Linked DNA regions of Mus musculus: region 1 is linked to region 2. Evidence: chromatin contacts called from ENCODE Hi-C data. All regions are on one chromosome and are shown on one strand. The core of a region is the stretch at or near the end of the contact, and the rest is flanking DNA. Distances in the headings are between cores, read along the strand shown.

What was found. A loop is a pair of places that touch in the nucleus more often than their neighbours do.
Region 1: a map of heart shows a loop between it and region 2 (2.9-fold over the local background). The contact joins the enhancer-like site here to the promoter of Pip4k2a in region 2. A Hi-C loop is called at or near these places in 3 of 37 maps with a recorded cell type or tissue (all heart).

Annotation. Positions count from the first base shown.
Region 1 is chr2:18,819,954-18,824,572 of GRCm38, reverse strand. No RefSeq gene overlaps it. Among named protein-coding and RNA genes, the nearest start is that of Carlr, 20 kb to the right of the region's middle. Within about 2 kb of position 2,657, at least 1 of the 3 ENCODE cell types and tissues checked has a DNase peak (open chromatin) inside an H3K27ac peak, as active enhancers do; it is heart, where a contact is called at or near this core.
Region 2 is chr2:18,996,788-19,001,866 of GRCm38, reverse strand. Pip4k2a (phosphatidylinositol-5-phosphate 4-kinase, type II, alpha) reads left to right here and starts at 3,746. Exons shown (of 10, transcript NM_008845.4): 1 at 3,746-4,015. The coding sequence starts at 3,872. It overlaps 4930426L09Rik (RIKEN cDNA 4930426L09 gene), which reads right to left and starts at 3,548. Exons shown (of 1, transcript NR_024323.1): 1 at 2,063-3,548.

The sequences.
Region 1 (4,619 bases), core at 1,408-3,907, 180 kb after region 2:
GTGTGGGGACTGGGGGCTGCTTCGAAGCAGCCAACTATAATTTGCCTCCTGCCCTCGCTGAGGCGTAGTTTTGCCAGCTACTGAGAGTTTCTGTGATTTCAAGATGTTTCAAATTCTGAGAACTTTTCAGAAGGTACAAATGTCCCATTTGGTGAGCTGAGTGGTTGTTGGTCATTGGGGGGGGGGGGGGGTAGTAGTTGTGCTCAAAGAAGAAACAAAAATAAATTAGATTTAGACATCTCCCCTTCCCTCCCTTTCCCTCTTCCCCTCCCTCCCCTCTATCCTTCTTTCTTTCCTATCTGGTGATGGGGTAAAAAAGAAGAACCCACAATGTAGCAAAGACAAGATTCCGAAACTCACTGTTTTTAACCTCCTAGTGATGACTTGGAATATCCACACATGGTAAGCCTCTTTGATAAGAATCTAAACACACCTCCAAGAAAGTTTTTTCTTGTGTTTGTTGTGTAGGCTGCAACTTTAGCAAGGATATTCTTGCTAATGAACAATAACTACTATCTGTGTTTACTGTTGATTTTTATCAACACGCATGTCCCTGGCCTCTGGCTTAAATTTTTCTGTGTCCTGTGTGATAACCCTTTATGCTTTGTTAGTACTTTAACAAGCTCTATTACTTTTATGTGAAACTTTTGTTTTGTTTTGTTTTGTTTTGTTTTGAGGCAAGGTTTGTCTGCATAGCTCTGGCTGTCCTGGAACTTGCTTTGTAGACCAGACTGGCTTCAAATTCACAGAGATCCATCTGCCTCTGCCTCCCAAGTGCCCCCATGCCCAGGTCTATGTGAAACTATTACTAAAAGTTCCTCATAGCTCTCTTGAATAGTGAGTTCCCTGATTTATAAGCAAGTGGGACAGACAAAAGTAAAGGGTTTCCTAACTGTGAAAATCCTTTCCCTGGAGGGACAGGTTGCAATGCCCCGTCCCTGTTTCTACCTCCTGCTAGAACACCCTCCCTTTAGGCCAGAGAGTCTTATTAACCCAGGAATTGATGTTGCTATTCCAATATTACCATAAAGGTCACTTTTCTTAATGGGGAAAGGACACATTTGCATAGAAACCTCTAAGTCTACTGTCCTTTGAACGGGGCCAGGAGCTAAACAAAAGCTTTTGTGAGCAGAATGATCTCGAGGGACTTCAGAATCCTTGTCTTTCTTTCCTATCTTATCTATCCTGAATATACAGCCCAGACCACAGGATACAAATGCAGTTGTCAACTCAGGACAGCCTGGTGTTACTCTAAATACCACAAGAGCAGTATGAAGGGGGTGGGGTGGGAGGCTGGTAAGGAGGCAAAGATACTATTTACTATAAAGCACCCCTTGCATTCCTTTCTTGCACCCCCATTTCTGGAATTCCTGTTTCTGAAGGGGGGGGTGTCAGGATGGCTTGGGTGGTGTATAAAAAGGAGCCAGCGTCCATACCATCATTCTGAGCTCCAAGGTTGAGTTTGAGCTTATCCCTGCTGGCAGAAAACAATCTCTAACGGATTCCGAAGATAAACCTCGCTGGAAACCACCACAAACTTGTCTTTCCAGCAGTAGCCGTCATGCACAGAGGTGCTGTCAACCCCCCGAGAAGCCTAGGAACATTCGTCTCCCCTCAGCTGTCCTCACTCACATTGATTGGCCACCAGCCTCCGGGACAGGCCTGGATTGGCTCCCAGCATTGGAAACACTTTCCCATGATGGCTCTTTTATGCTCTTGGCAGGCGTGTACAGTAACCAGCAGAGAGAGAAATTCTGCCTGCAAGGGAAAATTAAAACCCTAACGTAACTGCACTGGCCCTGAGTGGGGTTTTACATGTTAAGCTTGCTCAAGACTTATGTTAAAATCAACTTTGCAAAAGAAGCCTTTTTAAAGAAAAAAAAAAGTCTATGGAGCTGCCAAAAGGCAGCAACGTCTTTACTGTCCAGGTGACAGTGGGTTTGGACAGCTGAAATGATCTGGTACAAACAAACTGGCATTTCCCCGTCCAGTAACCCATCTCCTCTCTCTCTTCTCTGTTTACCTTAGTTTATATTCTTTCCGTCTTAAACTTGGGTGCAGCGATCTCTCGAAGTGATATTTATTAATCCAATGTCATTGGAATTACTCTTTTATTAAGCGTGGACTACATGTGTAAGTGTTCTTTCCTCACCGTTTCTCCAGGCCTTTCTGCAAGGCCTGACATTGTCATTGATCCCACCGGGACCTCTGACTGCCCTGGTTCGCCTTTGTCATATTTCATGACACCTACTCTGCAGGTCAGGCTTCCCTTCCAGGGTCTTGCTGCTCTCTGCACCTGCCTTGCCCTGGAGTCAACTTCTCAGATCTGGGACCACTTCTGAGGAAATCCCTCTTGCCATGCACAAAAATACTGTCTAACTTTCCCCAAGTGGCTAATTAGCCCACCAGTGTCCACTTTCTCAATCACTTCCTGTCAGGGCAAGCGTCAGATTTGCTGAAAAAAGCAATCATTTCCATATAATCTCTCCTGCCCTCCCCCGCCCTGCATGCGCCTCTTCTCTCCTTTAGTTGTATTCATTGCCTTACAGCCCACAGGCCTCGTGCCTCCTGGAAGGCACAGAGGCAGCAGTCATTGTGGCAGTAATGAGTTTTCCTGCTTGCACGGCACCTTAGACGCCTGGTAAGTGACAAAGCACAATGCATACGGAAGGAAAATGAAACCGAAACCGGGCAGAACTCAATAACCACCTTCAAGGAAGATGGAGGCTGGCCAGCTGTTTCCCATTCAGGGTGAAGACAGGAGAGAGAGGAAGTGAAGGGAAAGGCAAGACTTTCCAATAAGCACCACACAGGGGCTGAGGCCACAGGGGGAACCTCAACCCGGGAGGACCCAGGCTGCTCCAAGCACAGGCTTCTGACCAGGGCTCACGGACTCCTTCCTGAATTGTGGCTTCCTCAAGGTCGTCTGAGTTCACGTTTTCTGTTTGTTCTGACAATTTATAAGCAATGGACAATGGTGACAACCGCTGGGGTCAGAGAGGCTGGGGGCCGCTTGGCCTTCACTTCCTTGTCCCCAGCAGCTACACGCTGTGTAAGGCTGTGTGAACAAGTGGTAGACTAGCCTTGCTTTTCTTCCCCACAGGTTTTGGACAGAGGAACATGAGGTCGGGATTTCTTGCTGTACTATGTGACAGTGATTATTCCCTGCAGATATGGCGGGTTTGAGGAGGAAGGCTGTGTGCGCCTTGTGAGGGTGTATCAAAATGCATTAATGTACAAGGCAGCATTCCTGTTCTCAGAAGGACCCACCCTTCGACTCACACCATCTTGGAACCCAGTCCAAAGGGGCTCCCACCACTTCTTTCAAGGAACCTGTGAGCCTCTGAGTGAGGCTTTGCTCACAGAGAGTAGCCTTGAATGGGCGGAGCTATATTCTTCTAAGCCCTCTGTCCACTAAGCCTTCCCTAGGTTCCTCCTGGGTCACTCTACTGATTGAGTCTTCTTATTCCTGTCCCCCAATATTCATGTGTGTGTGTGTGTGTGTGTGTGTGTGTGTGTGTGTGTGTGTGTGTCTGTCTGTACACATGCATGTTTTGCACGTGTGGGGGCAGTAAATGTTCACATATGTTCACATGGATCTAGAGGCCTGAGGTTCATGTCTAGAATCACCCTCAGTTGCTTTTCCACATTTTTCTTTGAGGCAGGAAGGTTCCTTCAATCAAACTTGGAGCTCTTAGACATGGCTGGTCCTGCTAGCCAGATTGCTTTCAGGAAGCCTCCGTCTTAACTACAAGAGGCTAAATTTTCAGATGGGCCTCCAGATTCAATATTTTCATTGGTTCCGAGGATCTGAGGTCCTCATGCGTGCCAGGCAAGTGCTTTAACCACGGAGCTGCCTCCCCGGCCCTGTGTGGATGTTTCTTTGTCTGTTGGATAACTAGTGTGGTGTGGATTTTTCTTTGTTGGATAACTAGTGTGGCGCAGATGTTTCTTTGTCTGTTGGATAACTAATGTGGTGCATAAACCTGGATTTGCTCTGCCACAGCTTTGCTCAATCCACTGATGAGGGCCTGGGAGGAGAGAAAGAAGTCAAGTCTGAGAAGACCATACAACATCAGAAATAGAGTCAAGCTATTGACAAACACTCGAGGAAACAATCTTCGGGAGCACAGGTCGGTCAGCTGCTGGAGGAGGTGTGGGATCACAGGCAGCCCACCCAGCTACTACTGCAGGTGTCTGTGGCAGCTTCAGAGCTGCCATAGTTCCCTGTCGTCACCCGCATTTGTCTGTCAGAATCTTTCCCTATAATGCTGACCTCATCCCCTTTACTACCTCATTAAACAGACATAACTAAATGACTCTGCCCCGACCTCAGAGTCTAGCCAGAGCCCTTGCATATAGTGAGGCTTTGAAGTACTTTGGAAGGAAGGAAGGAAGGAAGGAAGGAAGGAAGGAAGGAAGGAAGGAAGGAAGGAAGGACAGTTCTGCCATTCCACAGTCTGGAGCAATATGTGCCACTGTTTTTCTTCCAAATGCAAGTCAAGATTCCTTCAGAGAGAGAGAGAGAGAGCAATCACACCACCTTGAAGGAAGGCTGAGGCATGTTATAGGAGACCATGAGCCTCATCAACTGGAAACCATGTCAGGTCTTAAGATTC
Region 2 (5,079 bases), core at 2,497-4,996:
CATCTCCTTTCTACATCTAGGGAGATCTGTTCCACAGTGAAGTTGACTCATCATAAATATTATAATAACAATAATAAGTGGCAAAGAGGACCTGAAAAGTCTCCTCCCCATGCTTTTCTGTGTCTTTGTGGGTGTGCATGACTGTATGTGCACACACTTGCATGCGTATTTGATGAGTAGACTTGTGTGCTGTGGTGTGTGTTTGGAGGAGTCAGACACTGCCTGCAAATGCCAGGTCAGCTGACCTCTGAGCTCCAGGCAGTTTTCTTGTCTCCATCTCTTAGGAGAAAGGGTTATAGATATCTGCTGTGTAGACCAGGCTGGCCTTGAACTCAAATATCAGCCTGCTTCTGCCTCCTGAGTGCTGGATTAAAGGAGTGCGCCACCACTACCTGGCCAGCTTAAATTCTTATCATGTGACTAGAAACTGGGCGATAGAAGACAATCCAGGAAATGCCTGGCTCCTGTGTCATAGTTTTTGAGCCCTAACTTTTCCCTACAGCAGACTAATCATATTGATAGCAACTCAATGGTAGATTCTTGAAAGTGCAGCCACTATCCAGGAATTCCTAGTCAGCTAGGTAAGCCAGAAGGCTGGCCATAGTTAAATAAAAAAAACCTCCAACTAGCTAGTAAAACTAGGGTTAAACCCCAGACAGAAGGAGTTCATGTATCCTAATTGGAGCCTGCTTAATTGTATTTGTATTCCACGTATTATCTTTTAGCTAGGTGTGACAGTATATTTTCTTTAATAACGGTCTTCCAAGTGTTTTGAATGACCATGTTATAGAACATACCAAGTAAGAGGGAATGGACTTATCTTACAGCTTGCTGTGATTTCTACCTAAAGCAGTCAAAAGGGCCTGGGGCTGTGGCTCAGTTGGTAGATTCCTTGCCTGCCACACACAAAATAGGGGTTTCTGGTACAGACCTATAATCCCATCAATTAGGATGTAGAGGCAGGAGAACCAGGAATTCAAGGCCATCCTTAGCTACATAACAAGTTTGAAGTTGACTTGGGTTACATGAGATCCTATTTCAAATAAAGGAAAGTCACAAATACAACCAAGATAAAATTAAACCAAGAAAGCTGATGATTTCTCCCCGCCTTAGAGAATCCTACGCAGAATTTTCAACTGAAATATTTTTATCAGAAGTGTGGTATATTTAAAGAAAATCAAATCATATGTAGTAATGCACACCTTTAACCCCACCACTCAGAAGGCAGAAGCACATGGACCTGTGACTTCAAGGCTAGCCTCCTCTCCATATAGGGACTTTCAGGCTCTGCAGGGGTGGGGTGGGTGGGGAATCAGAGCATCTACTCCCCCACAGAGTCATTTCTGGTTGGATGCCCGAGTCATTGTAAAACCTTTAACATTGTCGTTTTGATGAAGAGCTTCAAACTGCTTTATGAGAGTGTGCCGAGTTGGTTATAGTAAGAGAAGAAATAAAGTAACAGCTGCAGGAAGCAAAAACAACTCAGCGCCAGGAGCCTTTCAACATCATACATTTTCCTGTTAGTAGTTGTCCTTTGAATAATTCCTTGCTTAGAGAAGGACCTCAGCCTCAGAACCAACAGCAAAAGAGTTCGAAGGCAAATAGATGTGACTCCCTTGACTGTGGAAGCAGCTTGCGAAGTCAATGAGTCAGGATTCAGCAGGATGTTATCAATGTTTCTGATTATACCTTTGTTTTCCCATCCTTGTTTCTGCCCCTCCCAGGAGAGATGGTGACCTCTGGTGCATCTGTGCCCAGGTTTCTCTTTGAAGGGTTGCCTAACAATGCCCAGAGGTGTCCATTTCCTGTTCTTGTAGGCTCACCCAGCTCTTTGCTGTCATTGAATTCAGTTTTTCAGCAAGCCCATTGTCTTGCATTATTAATATACAATTAAGTACATTACAGCTATTGTGAACAAATAAAGAGATACAGAGGCATTGAAGTGGAAGGATTCATTTCAACCAGGAGGAAAGGGTAATTGTTTTCAAGGACAAGGGCTGGTACAGGTTTCTGTGGAGGGGTGATGAAGAGCAATAATCAATGATGATGTGAAGCTCTTGAGTCTGGGTCAATGAGAATTTATTAAATAAATGAACTCCCAACTGGTTAACAACAATATGAATGCTTATTTCCAACACAGGAAGAGAAATGAAACAACTTGTAGGCTGTGTAGGGTGCTGAATTTGGTTGTAGATTCTTGTGAAAGGATGCCTGTGGGCAAGCTATGAAAATTGGTTTAGATAGACTCTTTTCTGAGGTCAGGCGACAGTTTATGAGTTATCAGTAAGATAAAGACTGTACAGCCCCACAGCCCCTCCACCGCCCCCAGACAGGGTTTCATGGATACCTGGCTTGGCTTGAACATACCTACCTACCTGAGGATTATATTGAATTTCTGATCCTCTAGCCTTGCCTCCTGAGGGCCAGGATTACAGGTCTGCAACATTGTGTACTTTTATCTACTGCTGGTTTTGAGTGTAACAAACAATCTATAGCATAGTCCCTAAAGTGACCTTTGTGTCAGGCTATACCTAGTCACACAAATAACATCAGTCTCTGGTTAAATGATTTGGTCAACTAGTGGAACTGTGGGTCAAGTTTATGACTTCTCAGCATTAATTTAGGCTGGTTTTGTTATTATCTTCACCCCCTTTAGCCATTAACAATGGTGATGCTTGGTACCAGAAGAAGCAAGGAATCATTGCGGCGGCGGGGCGGGGGGGGGGGGGGATAGTATTAACAAGTTAGAATGACCAAGGGGATTTTGGGGGCAACCGTGCTGAAAGGTCAAATGAAGAAAAGGAAGGTCCGCACAGGATCTGCTCCCTTTTTGTTCCAGGCGTTACTCTTTGTCTTCTTGAAAGATCTAAGGACTGTAGACTTGCAACAACAAATGCCAGCGTAAGGACGACTAATTTCAGTGTGGGGTGGTAGTGGTGAAAGGCTAAACATTTTCAAATCAGAAGGTGCATGTCCAGAATAAGAGAAGGAAGGGGTGGCCTGCAAAATGATGGGTTCCAAGCAAACGGTCCAGACTGGGGCATGGCTGTCTTGACTAAAGCAGGGGTTTCAGTGAAGAATCCCAGAGTAGGTTGGGAATGACATTCTAGTATCCGATAGCATGGGAAGGCCCAACCAGGATACAAAAGGTTAGGAAGTTCAAGGCGGGGACTCCCTGGCAGACAGTTGACAAAGAGGAGCCAAGGTCCTTTCCCTAGATGCTGGGGAAGCCCGGGGCCCCGAAGAAGCGCTCTGGGTCCCACGAACTCGCCAGCCCTTGGCACGGGAAGCGGAGGTTCCCGGACATTCCTGGCTGCCCCATGCATCTGGGGGCTCCCTCCTCGGAGCTCCCTTGGCTCCGTATCCTTTCCTTGCTCCTCCCCAGGAGCGAGAAAGGCATGCTCACGCGAGTCTCCACACTCCGCAGCAGCCTCCCCAGACGGATCGCGGCCGCCAGGAGAGTGCTCGTCTTAGCACCGGTGGCGGAGCGCACAGAACAGCTTAACGGTCCGGCATCCGCATCCGCACCCGCCCCGCCCGTCGGCGCCGCTGCCCCGCCCGCCTCTGCGTCATGACGCTAGCGCCCAACGCGGAAGCCGCCCGCCGCCTGGACCAGCCGAGGGCTGTGCGCCGAGCCGCGACGGGCGGGAGCCGGCGGGGGCGCGAGGCGAGCGCAGCTGCAGCCTAAGCGGCCGAGCGCGCGGAGCGGGCGGAGCGAGCGCCCAGGACTGAGCGCGGGCGGAGCGGGGCTGGAGCAGGCGCGCAGCGGCGGCCGCCCCGGGGGATGCAGCTGCCTCCCCGGGCTGGCGTGTAGGGAGGGCGGGTCCCCGGCCTCGGCGGCGCGGCGGTGGAGGGGACCGAGACTGCGACCATGGCGACCCCTGGCAACCTGGGGTCCTCCGTCCTGGCGAGCAAGACCAAGACGAAGAAGAAGCACTTCGTGGCTCAGAAAGTGAAGCTGTTCCGGGCCAGCGACCCGCTGCTCAGCGTGCTCATGTGGGGGGTCAACCATTCGGTAAGGCTCCTCTGCGGCGCGCTCCTCTTGCTCCTCGGGCTCAGCCTCCCGGCTCTGCTCCTCCTGCTGCAGCGGTGGCAGGGCGGGGACCTCTAGCCGGCTAGCTCGGTCGGTCCCGGGCCCTCTGGCCACTCGCCTCTTGGGGTACCCCTAACCCCACGACAAGCGTCCATCTCCTGGGTTTCTCCGGCGGCGCTTGCGCTCCCTTTGGAACCCAGGGAGGGTGCAGGATGAGAAGCATTCTCTGTTCTGTGCTTCTGAGCCTCTCCGCGGCTGTCCTGTCCCGCATTCGTCCTCCCGCCGGTCGGTGCTCGCTGTCCGCGAAGTGGGAAGTTTGTGCGGGGACCGACTCTGTCTCAGCTATCAGTCCTGGCGGGGAACCGCTCAGGGCCCAGTCCGAGCGATCGCTCCACTTGTCTGGGACCGATGGGCCCTCCTGCCCTGAGCGGGTGGGCAGGTGAACCTGTCCCTGTCAGGAAGAGTCCGGAGCTTCTCGGAGATAGGACTGGAGTGAATCAGAAGATTTTGGGCGGCAGCTTGAGAGCTTAGCTTTCTTTTTTCCTTTAAAGGCAGTATTGTCAGACTCTAGGAGAATTTTTTTGGGGGGGTGGGGGGTGGGGGTGGGGAAGACGGGCAAAGGAAAAAAAAAAGCAACGTAAATATGGCCCTGGTGCTGAGCGTCTTCTCTTCATCCCTTCCCGCATCGCCCAGCTGCTGTGCCCTTTCCAGACCTCCTGGCGGGGAGTCTTCCTCCCTCCCCCTTGCTTCCTCCCCTCCTTGGGGAGCCAGGCAGAAGTCACAGACTTCTGCAGAAGGATGGCCTTGGTGGTGATAGTCGGAGGGGGTCCCGGCGGTCGCGAGTTCGAGGTGGTCTAGAGTTAATTACATCCATTTTGGAGGTTGTTTAAAAGACTGTCGGGGTGCGCGTTGGGGAGGGTTAGTCTAGCGCACAGCTAGGGATGTAAGGAGGTGCGCGGCTGCAGACTCTGCGGACTGCGGTGTGGGGGGCTGAAACAGCGTCCTGCTGATCTGACAGCGAGAAAACTCCTGCAGCTTTAATCTTC